4 separate regions of the Homo sapiens genome follow, and regions 1, 3 and 4 are each linked to region 2. Evidence: chromatin contacts called from ENCODE Hi-C data. All regions are on one chromosome and are shown on one strand. The core of a region is the stretch at or near the end of the contact, and the rest is flanking DNA. Distances in the headings are between cores, read along the strand shown. Region 1 holds the start of DMAP1 (DNA methyltransferase 1 associated protein 1). Region 2 holds the start of CDCA8 (cell division cycle associated 8). Region 3 holds the start of ZBTB8OS (zinc finger and BTB domain containing 8 opposite strand). Region 4 holds the start of LAPTM5 (lysosomal protein transmembrane 5).

The links. A loop is a pair of places that touch in the nucleus more often than their neighbours do. Pooled maps may share reads with other maps.
Region 1: a loop to region 2 is called in a pooled map, with 29 times the contacts of the local background. The contact joins the promoter of DMAP1 here to the promoter of CDCA8 in region 2. A Hi-C loop is called at or near these places in 5 of 50 pooled maps.
Region 3: a pooled map shows a loop between it and region 2 (17-fold over the local background). The contact joins the promoter of ZBTB8OS here to the promoter of CDCA8 in region 2. A Hi-C loop is called at or near these places in 7 of 50 pooled maps.
Region 4: a loop to region 2 is called in a pooled map, with 4 times the contacts of the local background. The contact joins the promoter of LAPTM5 here to the promoter of CDCA8 in region 2. A Hi-C loop is called at or near these places in 6 of 50 pooled maps.

The regions. Positions count from the first base shown.
Region 1 is chr1:44,212,134-44,214,833 of GRCh38, forward strand. It overlaps DMAP1 (DNA methyltransferase 1 associated protein 1), which reads left to right and starts at 1,338. Exons shown (of 10, transcript NM_019100.5): 1 at 1,338-1,725; 2 at 2,217-2,308; 3 at 2,570-2,700. The coding sequence starts at 1,621. RefSeq lists a silencer at 647-746 and enhancers at 1,144-1,438, 1,177-1,416, 2,182-2,683, 2,684-2,700.
Region 2 is chr1:37,691,224-37,693,923 of GRCh38, forward strand. CDCA8 (cell division cycle associated 8) reads left to right here and starts at 1,293. Exons shown (of 10, transcript NM_001256875.2): 1 at 1,293-1,561; 2 at 1,682-1,810. The coding sequence starts at 1,468. It also overlaps a transcript of AIRIM not described here. RefSeq lists enhancers at 34-544, 545-1,054, 827-1,016, 1,055-1,565, 1,566-2,074 and silencers at 347-406, 427-596.
Region 3 is chr1:32,649,100-32,651,799 of GRCh38, forward strand. It overlaps ZBTB8OS (zinc finger and BTB domain containing 8 opposite strand), which reads right to left and starts at 1,451. Exons shown (of 7, transcript NM_178547.5): 1 at 1,334-1,451. The coding sequence starts at 1,430. It overlaps RBBP4 (RB binding protein 4, chromatin remodeling factor), which reads left to right and starts at 2,109. Exons shown (of 12, transcript NM_005610.3): 1 at 2,109-2,223. The coding sequence starts at 2,208. RefSeq lists enhancers at 48-187, 1,321-1,908, 1,909-2,497, 2,658-2,700 and a silencer at 1,788-2,357.
Region 4 is chr1:30,756,467-30,759,166 of GRCh38, forward strand. It overlaps LAPTM5 (lysosomal protein transmembrane 5), which reads right to left and starts at 1,308. Exons shown (of 8, transcript NM_006762.3): 1 at 1,193-1,308. The coding sequence starts at 1,279. RefSeq lists enhancers at 115-911, 1,040-1,319, 2,388-2,457.

The DNA.
Region 1 (2,700 bases), core at 88-2,587, 6.5 Mb after region 2:
TGCCTGGCACATACATTCCTTTATGTACTGTGATCCCTGTCTTCACAGAAATGAGTCTATTAGAGATATATATTAAACAAGTAATTACACAATTAATTAACTACAACTAGGGTCAAGTGTTTCAGGCAGCCAATTGCTCTCTCCCTTTCTGGCTCCAAGGACCATTTCCTTACCCTGTGGACAATTTCTGCTGTAAGACTGTGACTTCCTCCGGCAACTGTTTGGAGCTCAGTGGATCCATCCAGGAATCAGACCCAGGAACAGGTTTGTACCTCCAGGCCTAGTTCTCCAAAGTTTTGGGGACTAGTCAGGCTTGTGGCTACAGCTGTTGTATCCCCTTGTCTTCTCCAGGCCAGAACAGGCTACACCACTTATAGCTAACTTGCGCAAACTGTCTGCTCCTCTAGTCCCTGCTGGTATCTTTGGCAGGTCTCGACTTGGGGTCTGGCCTTCTTAATGCCTTAACAAGCCCCACCCTATCCCACAGGCTATGTGTCCTTCAAATTGACAGGCTGGTTTGCAGACTGCTGAAGCTGGGAGCTGCTTTCCTTGTCCCTTGTGCCCTTCCTCAGGACCTCCTGTCTCTCTCTTTCCAGGAAGATCCCCAGGTTTATTCCCTTGAGGGATACTTCTAAGCTGGTTCCTGCTTGGGGCTGTGTTTTGGGCTTCTTCGTAGCCCAAAGAGTGCAGCTAGCTCCTGTACTAGTGAAGTGCCACGAAGCTGGCCTCCAGGAAATCCCCACGAGGCCACAACCCACAGCTATCTCCATCAGAGGAGGTGCAAATGAGGGCCCACACCTTACTCCATTTTGGCAGCCGCCCTAGGAAGCTCTGCCTTTATTTCTTCATCTTCAAGCTTATCACAATTTGAAGTTTATCTCTTCACCTCCAAGCTTAGCACAGTGCCTAGTACATATTAGCACTTAATGAAGAGGGGGCAATTCAAATCATTAACTCATTTAATAAAAAAATAGTAAATGTCCCACGCACCGTGCTAATGTTTTACAAGGATTCTTGGTATTTCATTTACACAGGTGCCATTACAATTTCCATTCGGCAAATAAAGAAAAAGGTCCAGAGAAATTAAGTGACTTCCCAAAGTCACAAAGTTCTGGTATCTCTTCACTGCCTGAGACGCAACGGAGCATCGTAGAGGGAAAATGCCAGAAAGCAGGCAGTGCACCAATGAAAACAGGCTCGCGGGAGAACCAAAGGGTGGCAAGCTCAGCACGGCCAGTAGCTTTCACCCTCGGTTGCCAGTCGGCTTCGTTTCCTACAACACCGACCGGAAGTGTTTCTGTCGGCCGCGTTCCGAATGAGCACCGCCGGAAGTTTCTGCCGCGGCTTTGCGGGGACGGGGGAGTGGTAGTGGGGGCTGCAGCTGCCGGACCCAGGTGCGGAAGTGCGAGGGCCCAGGTGGCTGAAGGGGCCGTTAGGAACATCCAAGCGGTGGGGCACAGGCAGATCCCCGACCTGACCTGGACCACCCTTCTCCTCTTGGCCCGCCCCTTCAACTCGCCTCCGCTTAGGTCTGGATTGGCCCCGCCCCCTGACCTGAGCCTGGTCCTTCTTCAGGCACTGACCCTTGACCTCCGGTGGCTCCCCCATCTCTCAGGCGCGATGGCTACGGGCGCGGATGTACGGGACATTCTAGAACTCGGGGGTCCAGAAGGGGATGCAGCCTCTGGGACCATCAGCAAGAAGGACATTATCAACCCGGACAAGGTAGCAGGGGCACCTGAAAGCGTTGACTAGGGGAGGGTAGGGGAGTGAAGATGGGGAGGAGTGACAACGGGCAAGGGATGGGTGCTACACTTACAGTGAGTTGGGCGATAAAAGGGGTGACATAACAGGACAGGGAATATGTGTCATCCTTGATGGGAGGGAGGAGATGGGACATCGTGGGAGATGGTGGGACCAAGAGGGTATGACACCTCTAAGAGCTGAGAGGACCAGGCAAGTGTGATTTTTGCAAGATATTGTTGGGGAGAGATCAAGACATTGTAACAGTCTGAGAGTTGGTGGGATGGGGAGGGGACTGCTCTGATTTGGGCGTAGGATGGTGTTCCTGGGAGTGGGTTTCTGTGCCTTTACAGTGTGTCAGTTTGCCTGTCATTGACCCTGTAGGTGCTGCTTTGTTCAGGGATTGAGCTGGACTAAAGAATTTTCAGGAAAGGGTCTAGGTTGTGGTTCCTTTCTGTGGTTTCCTTCCTCAGAAAAAATCCAAGAAGTCCTCTGAGACACTGACTTTCAAGAGGCCCGAGGGCATGCACCGGGAAGTCTATGCCTTGCTCTACTCTGACAAGAAGCAAGTATTGGAGTCCCAAGTCCCCCAGGTTTTGGCCCCTGATTCACCTGCCATGCCCCTAACTCCTAGTTTTCTCTAACAATTTTCTCCTCCCCAGCAAGGGCTCCTGCTTGCTTAGCAGGATGCAGGAGGACCTGAAGTCTTTTGCTCCAGGACATGACTTTCTTGCTATAGGGTAGGGTAGATCAGCTCCCTGGGACAAAAAGCTCTTTAACACACCTTCTGATTCTAACCTCGCATCTCCCTAAACCTCCCTGCCAGGGATGCACCCCCACTGCTACCCAGTGACACTGGCCAGGGATACCGTACAGTGAAGGCCAAGTTGGGCTCCAAGAAGGTGCGGCCTTGGAAGTGGATGCCATTCACCAACCCGGCCCGCAAGGACGGAGCAA
Region 2 (2,700 bases), core at 43-2,542:
GCTTGCCAGGACTTCTATGCTTGGACTGCTCTGTCCCCAAGCTCGCTGGTGCCCATCAGGAGCCTGCTTGGCACCTTTGCTTATTTCTTCGATTGTTCCTCAACTCAGAGGGGGAGAGGCAAGATTATCACTCCCATAGCCTATAACATGCACGCTTAAACACAACCCCTCTGACATGGCTTCAGACCGCATCCACAGGTGAAAAGCACCAAATCCAAACAATCAGGCCACAAACCCGTCAAGAGCTCGCCGGTCTGGCCGTCCAGTCGCCGCCCGCCTTGAGACTCAGCCTGAGCTACAGCTTCGAAACTAGCCTCTAGCCTTCTGGGTCTCAGCACAACTCTTGAGCAATCCAACCCTGTGGCCGTGGGCAGATACCAAGATGCACAGTTAGCACCTCCGACAGGACCGCGGCTCGGCGGGGCTCGCCGTCTACACGCCCATTCCCAGGCCCACGGCCACGACACCCAGAGCTGCCTCCTGCCCTGGGCTCCCTGGAGCCTGGTGGCCGCGGCTCATGCTGCAGTCACCGTGTGGCCAGCTGCCAAGCGCCACTACTTGCACCTGAAGTCGCAGCCCCGCGCTGCGCACCCAGTCGAGGCGCCAACACGCGAACTGGGCGGGAGTGGCCGGCCCGCGGGGGAGCGAGGAACGACAGGGTTCCCCCCACTCGCTGCCCAGACTGGCCGCGGGATAGCGCGCCCCCCCCAAAGCCTGCACCCCTGCCCTGCTCCTCTATCATTCCGTCCCCCTTGCTCTGTCAAACCCTGCCGGGGCTGCTCTGTCTCTGCCGACCCGCCACTTGCCCGAAGTTCGGCCTGAGGAGCTTGGGGCCCTGAGGAGCGCCGACGTAGGCAGCCAGCCAGTCAATCAGTCAGAGGGTCACGGCGGCCCCTCGGCTACTCAGTGGCAGCCAGGCCAGAAAGAAGCAGCCGCCAACCCTGGAGCAGAATCCTACAGCCGACCTGACCTAGTAGGCCCCCAGCCCTCCAGAGCTTGGGGTATTGCAGAGCCGCCACAAGGCCTGCCGGGAGTAGTAGTTTGTATAGTTCGCAGCCGGCCAGGGCGGAGCCGGGTGGGTTGGTGGGGAGGGCGGGGAAACAAGCCTGGACCACAACTCCCAGGAGTACCCGCGACGGCGGCGGCCTCGCTGTCGCACTCAGGCTATAGGGGGCGCATTGGGCGGAAGACCCTGGGCCGGCAGGAACTTGCTTGTGATTGGATGTTGTGGGACGGCGGCTTCTCATTCGTCAGCCTGTGACTGTGGAGTTTGAATTGGGTGGCGGTTGACTGTAGAGCCGCTCTCTCTCACTGGCACAGCGAGGTTTTGCTCAGCCCTTGTCTCGGGACCGCAGGTACGTGCCTGGCGACTTCTTCGGGTGGTCCCCGTCCGCCCTCCTCGTCCCTACCCAGTTTCTTGCTTCCCTGCCCCATCTCCGCCGCTCCCCGCAGCCTCCGCCGAGCGCCATGGCTCCTAGGAAGGGCAGTAGTCGGGTGGCCAAGACCAACTCCTTACGGAGGCGGAAGCTCGCCTCCTTTCTGAAAGACTTCGACCGTGAAGGTAAGGGGCCAGGCCGTCGCGGCCTCCTGGGGCGGTCGCGGGATGCTGGCGGGTGGGGACACGAGCTGCACAGATTCGCCCGCCCGTGACCCGTGTCCTGTCGGCTCTGCCCTCCCGCAGTGGAAATACGAATCAAGCAAATTGAGTCAGACAGGCAGAACCTCCTCAAGGAGGTGGATAACCTCTACAACATCGAGATCCTGCGGCTCCCCAAGGCTCTGCGCGAGATGAACTGGCTTGACTACTTCGGTAAGAGCTGGAGAGCTTCCCTGGGCGGAGGCCAGGAGCCCCTTGGGGTTAGGTGACACCCTTCAGAAAGGGCTCGCTCAGATGTCACCTTTTAATGAGATCTGACATGACCACTTATGGAAAATTGCAGACCCTTTCACTCTCTGTCTCACTTCCCTACTTCATTTTTCTCTATGAAAAATGGGGGGGTGGTTGGGGGGCGGCGGGCGGGGCGGTCTCTGTCGGACAACTCAGCTCTGCTGTTTACAGGTCCAAAACAGCTGTAGTGAATGGGCATGGATGGGCTGTATTCCAATAAAATTTTAGTTATGGATACACTGAAATGTGAATTTCACATAATTTTCACACATCAGGAAATTTATTTAATTTTTTTTAAACAGAGTCTCACTCTGTCACCCAGGCTGGAGTGCAGTGCAGTGCAGTGGTGCGATCCCTGCTCACTGCAACCTCCACCTTCTGGGTTCAAGTGATTCTCCTGCCTCAGCCTCTGGAGTGGCTGGGATTACGGTCGCCTGCCACCATGCCCCGCTGATTTTTGTATTTTCAGTAGAGACGGGGTTTCACCATGTTGGCCAGGCTGGTCTCGAACTCCTGACCTCAAGTGATCCACCTACATAGGCCTCCCAAAGTGCTGGGATTACAGGAGTCAGCCACTGCGCCCGGCCAGAAAATAGTATTTTTAAAAATATATGTATATTTTACCCATTTAAAAATGAATGAATAAATGACATGGTTAGTTAACCAGAGCTCAGATAGAAGAATAACCCGAAGCAGCTCCTTCTGCAGCTTATGGAAATTGCTAACCTAAAAATGGGCGCATCAGGCTGGGCGTGGTGGCTCACGCCTGTAATCCCAGCACTTTGGGAGGCTGAGGCGGGCAGATGACCTGA
Region 3 (2,700 bases), core at 201-2,700, 5.0 Mb before region 2:
TGGGATTACAGGCGCCCACCATCATGCGCAGCTAATTTTTGTATTTTTAGTAGAGACGGGGTTTCACCATGTTGGCCAGGCTGGTCTGGAACTCCTGACCTCAGGTGATCCACCCACGTCAGTCTCGCAAAGTGCTGGGATTATAAGTGTGAGCCACCGCAAACGGCCTATAATATTTTAAAATTGTTTTTAAGTGAGAGAAGGGGATATGCTAGGAGGTATGCCAGCTCCAGAAAGCACATTGCCTAGAATACTATGGTAAATAAGTAGATTTTACAGAGAGGACAATGAGAAATTAATGAAAGATTTTAAGCAGATAAATAAAAGTCAGATTTGTGCTCCCCAAACCACAGCTACCTTTAGGGATGACAGCTTAACGTTTAATATAGAATTTAAGAGACAAAGATAGGTTATGTGATTTGCCTAAAGTCACTAAGCGAATAAATGGCAAAACCAGCTGGGCACTGCAGCGCGGGCTATGATCGCTCCATTGCACTCCAGCCTGGACGACAGAGCGAGACCCCATCTCTAAAAACACACACACACACACACACACACACACACACACATTTTTTTTTTTTTTTGAGACAGAGTTTCGCTCGTTGCCCAGGCTGGAGTGCAATGGGGCGATCTCGGCTCACCGCAACCTCCGCCTCCCGGGTTCAAGCGATTCTCCTGCCTCAGTCTCCCGAGTAGCTGGGATTACAGACATGCTCCACCACGCCCAGCTAATTTTGTATTTTTAGTAGAGACGGGGTTTTTCCATGTTGGTCAGGCTGATCTCGAACTTCCGACCTCAGGTGATCCGCCCGCCTCGGCCTCCCAAAGTGCTGGGATCACAGGCCTCAGCCACCGAGCCCGGCCTAAAATAATCATTTTTAAAAATCACAATCATAAATGGCAAAACCAGGTTTTTTGCTAATATGATCGAGGTGAAACATCAAGTTAGAAATCCCCTAATTAGCTTTCCGAGTCCTCTAACCTCGCACACTCTAATCTCACCGTTGGGAAATACATGGGGGTAACAACCCTGCAAACGCCTGAAAATATGGTTATCTTTAGAATTTACGAAGATAAATGTGATTAGGCACATGTGGAAGAAGTTCAAGAGACTGTAAATGAGGGAGGCCAGGTTTCGCGACTATTAAACCAGGTGGCTTTTTCCTTCAGCATCCCCAGGAGAAGTACGAACGCGACTACAACAGCCGGCACAAATGGGATCATGCCTGAAGTACCCATGGGGCACAGTAGAAAGAGCAGCAGGAAGCCGCGGGTAAGGAGAGGGGATGCCTGTGTGCTTACATGTAAAGAGAGAAGTAAGCCACCTACTCACACTCGTACTTCCTATTGACTGGCGGATACTTGGCCTTGATCGCCTTCTGTTCTTCAGTCAAATTGTAATCTCTAACATCTTCCTCTTCCTGCGCCATGACTGCAGGATTAGACACTCTACTTCCGCCCTTCATCCACCGGACTTCGGCCCGGAGTTACTACTTCCGCTCTAGACTCCGCCCCTTGGCGCACACCCTTAAAGGACCACACTCCTTTCTCGGAGTTGGCTGTTGACCTACTTTAGTCCCTACCCTGCCGCTTGGATCGCATATTTAAAAAGCCAAAACCCCATCTTCTGCGATTCCTTCATTACTAGTTCTTTCCAAAGACTAAGGAAAAACGTTGAAGGGCACCTTGAATGAAACCCGTCTGGGTCTGACTGGCGAGGTTCTTTCCCCCGCTTCACCCCCAAAATTGATAACTAGACCCGAAGGCATTCTAGATTTTTCATCTCAGTACTCTGAAAGGGTCGTAAGCTTAATAGCCTTCAAGAAAATGGCTGCCCTCTTGCCGCGGGAGTGTGCGGACCAAACCTCTCTCACGTGACCCTGACCGGGCGCAGTCCCGTCAACGCCGGCGCGCGCAATCGCTGGAAGTCGGCTCGGGGAGGCGTGGGGGGAGGGGCGGAGCGCGCGCCTCGGTCCCCGCGGAAAGCTACTCCGCGCGTCTGGATTGGTCGCGAACGCGGCTTCCCCGCCCATCCCGCCATTAGGAGCGCTCCCATTGGCTGATGTTGGCGCGAAGGTGCGCGAGTCAGCCCTCGCGCTGGGGGCGCAGGAAACAATAGAGGCCGCGCGCACAGAGCGAGCTCTTGCAGCCTCCCCGCCCCTCCCGCAACGCTCGACCCCAGGATTCCCCCGGCTCGCCTGCCCGCCATGGCCGACAAGGAAGGTGAGGGTGCCGGGGCCGACCCAGGAGGGCAGTGGGTGCCTGGGCTGAGCCGCGGCCTCGACATGGCCTAACAGTGAGGGCAGGCCCGAGTTTGCCGAGTGCAGTCCCCGGTACTGAAGGCGTGAAGAGGGAACTCCCCGCGGGGCGTGCTAACGGCTCGCCAGTTCCCTGGGACCGATTTCGGTCGCAGCTGGCGAAGCCAGCGGTGGGGCCCCCGGCCAGTGTTTGTTTCTCTTCCTGCCTCCGATATCGGTTTCTCGGCCTCTGTCCCGAGCGTGGGGACACCGCTTCCTACCCACAAGGCTCGGAGCTCGGGCCTCCTCGTCGGGCTTGTGAGTTTCGGCGCGCACGAGCGTGCTCCGAAGGCCTGGCTGGCCCCTTGGCCTGGAACGGGTAACGGAGTGTTTGGCGGGGATGGCCCGAGGAGTTTCGGCGCCGCGAAAGTGGAGAGTGTGGATGCCTCTGCCGTGGGGATTT
Region 4 (2,700 bases), core at 58-2,557, 6.9 Mb before region 2:
ATGGGTATGATAATTCACATCCCCATTTTTTTAAATGAGAAAACTGAGGCTCAGAGAGGTTAAGTAAATTGCCCAAGGCTGCAGAGCTGGGAAGCAGGGAAGCCAGGATTTGCATGCAGGAGTCTGCATCCAGAGGCCGTGGGCTAACCACTGAACAGCATCGCCCCCCTGAAGGCTGGGCTCTTGCCACAGCTCTGCCTGCCCTGCCTGTGACAGGAAGCAGACGCAGGCAGGTCTGAGTTTGCAGCAACCCACCGCAGCATGTGGATCTAGGCTAATTTTGAGGAAGCCCTTCCAGACTCATGAGAAAACTGTTAACCACAGGCCCTGAGTCACCCCAGGAGGAAGTCGCTTGGGTCTAGGGGAGATGAGTGTGGCCAGGAGTTTGGGAGTAGGGTGGGTCTAGGCAGGACAGTACAAGGACACTGACCCTCAGCCACCCCAGGCAGAGGGGCAGCCTTGGCCCCCGGGCACTGTGACTTGCCCAAGACCACACTGTGAGTCACCAGGAAAGGAGGAACCAGTGACAGCCGTGACTTCACAAGTTGCCCAACAAGAGCTTGGGCCGGACAAGTTACCCTAATGATTAGCACAGGTCTCAAGTTCTCTTTGGTGGGCAGAAGGCCGTGGTTTGACTGAGCTGGAAGCTGAGAGGACACGGCCCCTGCCTCCCCACTGGAGGCACAAAGGGGAGATCCCCACTTCTCATCCCCTCGAGTGGCCCAGGCTCCCTCCAGGCCCCAGGGGAAGAATCGGGGCTGTGTCTGCGGCCGACCTCACATCCCGGTCAAACAATCCCAGCCCACGTTCCTCCCAAGATCCCTGCCTTCCAAAGCACTTTCACATCTGCTGTTGGCTTTGCACACAAATAACCTTCCGGCTGCTGCTGTGCCCCATCTCACAGAGGCAGAAACGGAGCCAGCCTCGGAGTGAACGTCAGTTACATTTGCCTGGAAAGTGGATTCCAGCTCCCTTACTCCTCACTCTTGCGGCATCTCCCCAGGGTACCCCCAGCCATTTGACAGAGAAGGAAACTGAGGCCCAGAGCAGGACAGGGATTTGCCCAGGGTCCCCCAGAGAGGTGGAGAGCAGGAGTTCTTTCATTTGTGGGGCTCCGTAGATGACGGGTCACCGCAGACATTCACACTCACACAAGCACGCACGCACACACACCCGGGGCCCGCACACTCACCACATGGTAGATGGCCAGGGCGGTGGTTGCGATGCGGACATTGAAGCAGCAGCAGGTCTGGCGGACAGTGGACAAGCGGGGGTCCATGGTGCTGCCGTCCCCTCCTCTGAGACACTGAAGGGGAAAGAGCCTGGTGCCTGGAGCAGGGCAGAGAAGGGGAAGCTGCTGGCTGCCCTCCTCACTTCCTTCCTGCCCCTTAGACAGGCAGGGACAAGGTCGTCACAGCTGGGGCGGGGCAGCTGGGGAGGGGGAGTGGGGACAGGGCAGCAGCCTGCCTCAGAGCACCCCACTGCCCTCTGCCATTCCCAGGAGGGGGTTCCAGAGAGGACAGACCCTAACACGGTCATCATGCCCTTCTCTGCACCAGGGCCAGGGTTCCACCGTTTCACACAGCTTGCTTACTAGAAGAACACTACCAACTTTGGAAGCCAGGACTGTTACCAAGCCCATTTCCAGATGAGGAAACAGCTGTCCAGAGAGGTCAAGGCACTTGCCCCAAATCACACAGTAGTTAGCACTGGTGGCAGAATTCAAACCCAGATCTGTCTGGCTGCAAAAATAGCTATTGTCTAGGAGGCATTTCCTGCCTCTTCCAGGCATGCTCCTGGATTCACTCCTTTCATCCTCACCTCAATCCTTTGAGAGAGGTACTATTATGATCCCCATTTTACAGATGAAGAAACTGAGGCACAGAGAGGGGGAATGATTCGTGCAAGGTCACACAGCTAGTCAATGAAGGTGCAAGGATTTTAACTGAGGCTGACTGGTGCTAGAAGCCTCCCTGGAGCTGGTGTTCTCTCCCACTTCCTCACCCTGAGCCGCAGGGAGAAGCTTGTTCTTCCTAAGCTACGAAGAGGCGTGCAGGGCTCCAGACAAGGACGGAAGAATAACCAGGAAGCAAACCCATCAACTGTGCGCCAGGCCCTGGGCTAGGCTTCTCTTCTAGGTGGGTCAATAACTCTTCACAGCAATCTGTGAGACCCGAACCTCACTTTCAGGGCCTCAAGACCCAATCCCCATACTCACACAAAATCAGGGATTGCTTTTCCCCCTTGATCTTGCAAAAAGTTGGAATTAATAAGCCACAACTCTTAGGCAAGCTACCCTGGAATCTCTACTCCCTCCTCAGATGATAAATTATCCATATTGCAATAAAGAAAGGGAATAGGAAGTACATGCAACATTTCTGGAAGAAGCCCTGCTTCATTCCACAGCTGAGCCCCTTTGCAATGCCAAGCTTCTAGTGCAGAGCAGACAGGAACTGCCATGAAGCCCTGCCCTCCCAGGAGATCATGGAGTTAGGATTGGACACTGCTGCAGCCCATCATTTCTGCCCCAGGAGAGGTTATAGAAAGTCCCTAAGCTCCTCCCACTTGGCAGGAGTTGCTCTGTTAGACCCACAAAACTTGATTGGTGGACTTGATCAATCCATTCTCCATGTGCCAATGAGACCAAGGGGACTCTGCAAGCTTTGGGCTCCTGGGAGGCCTGGCCTATCCCTTCCCAAC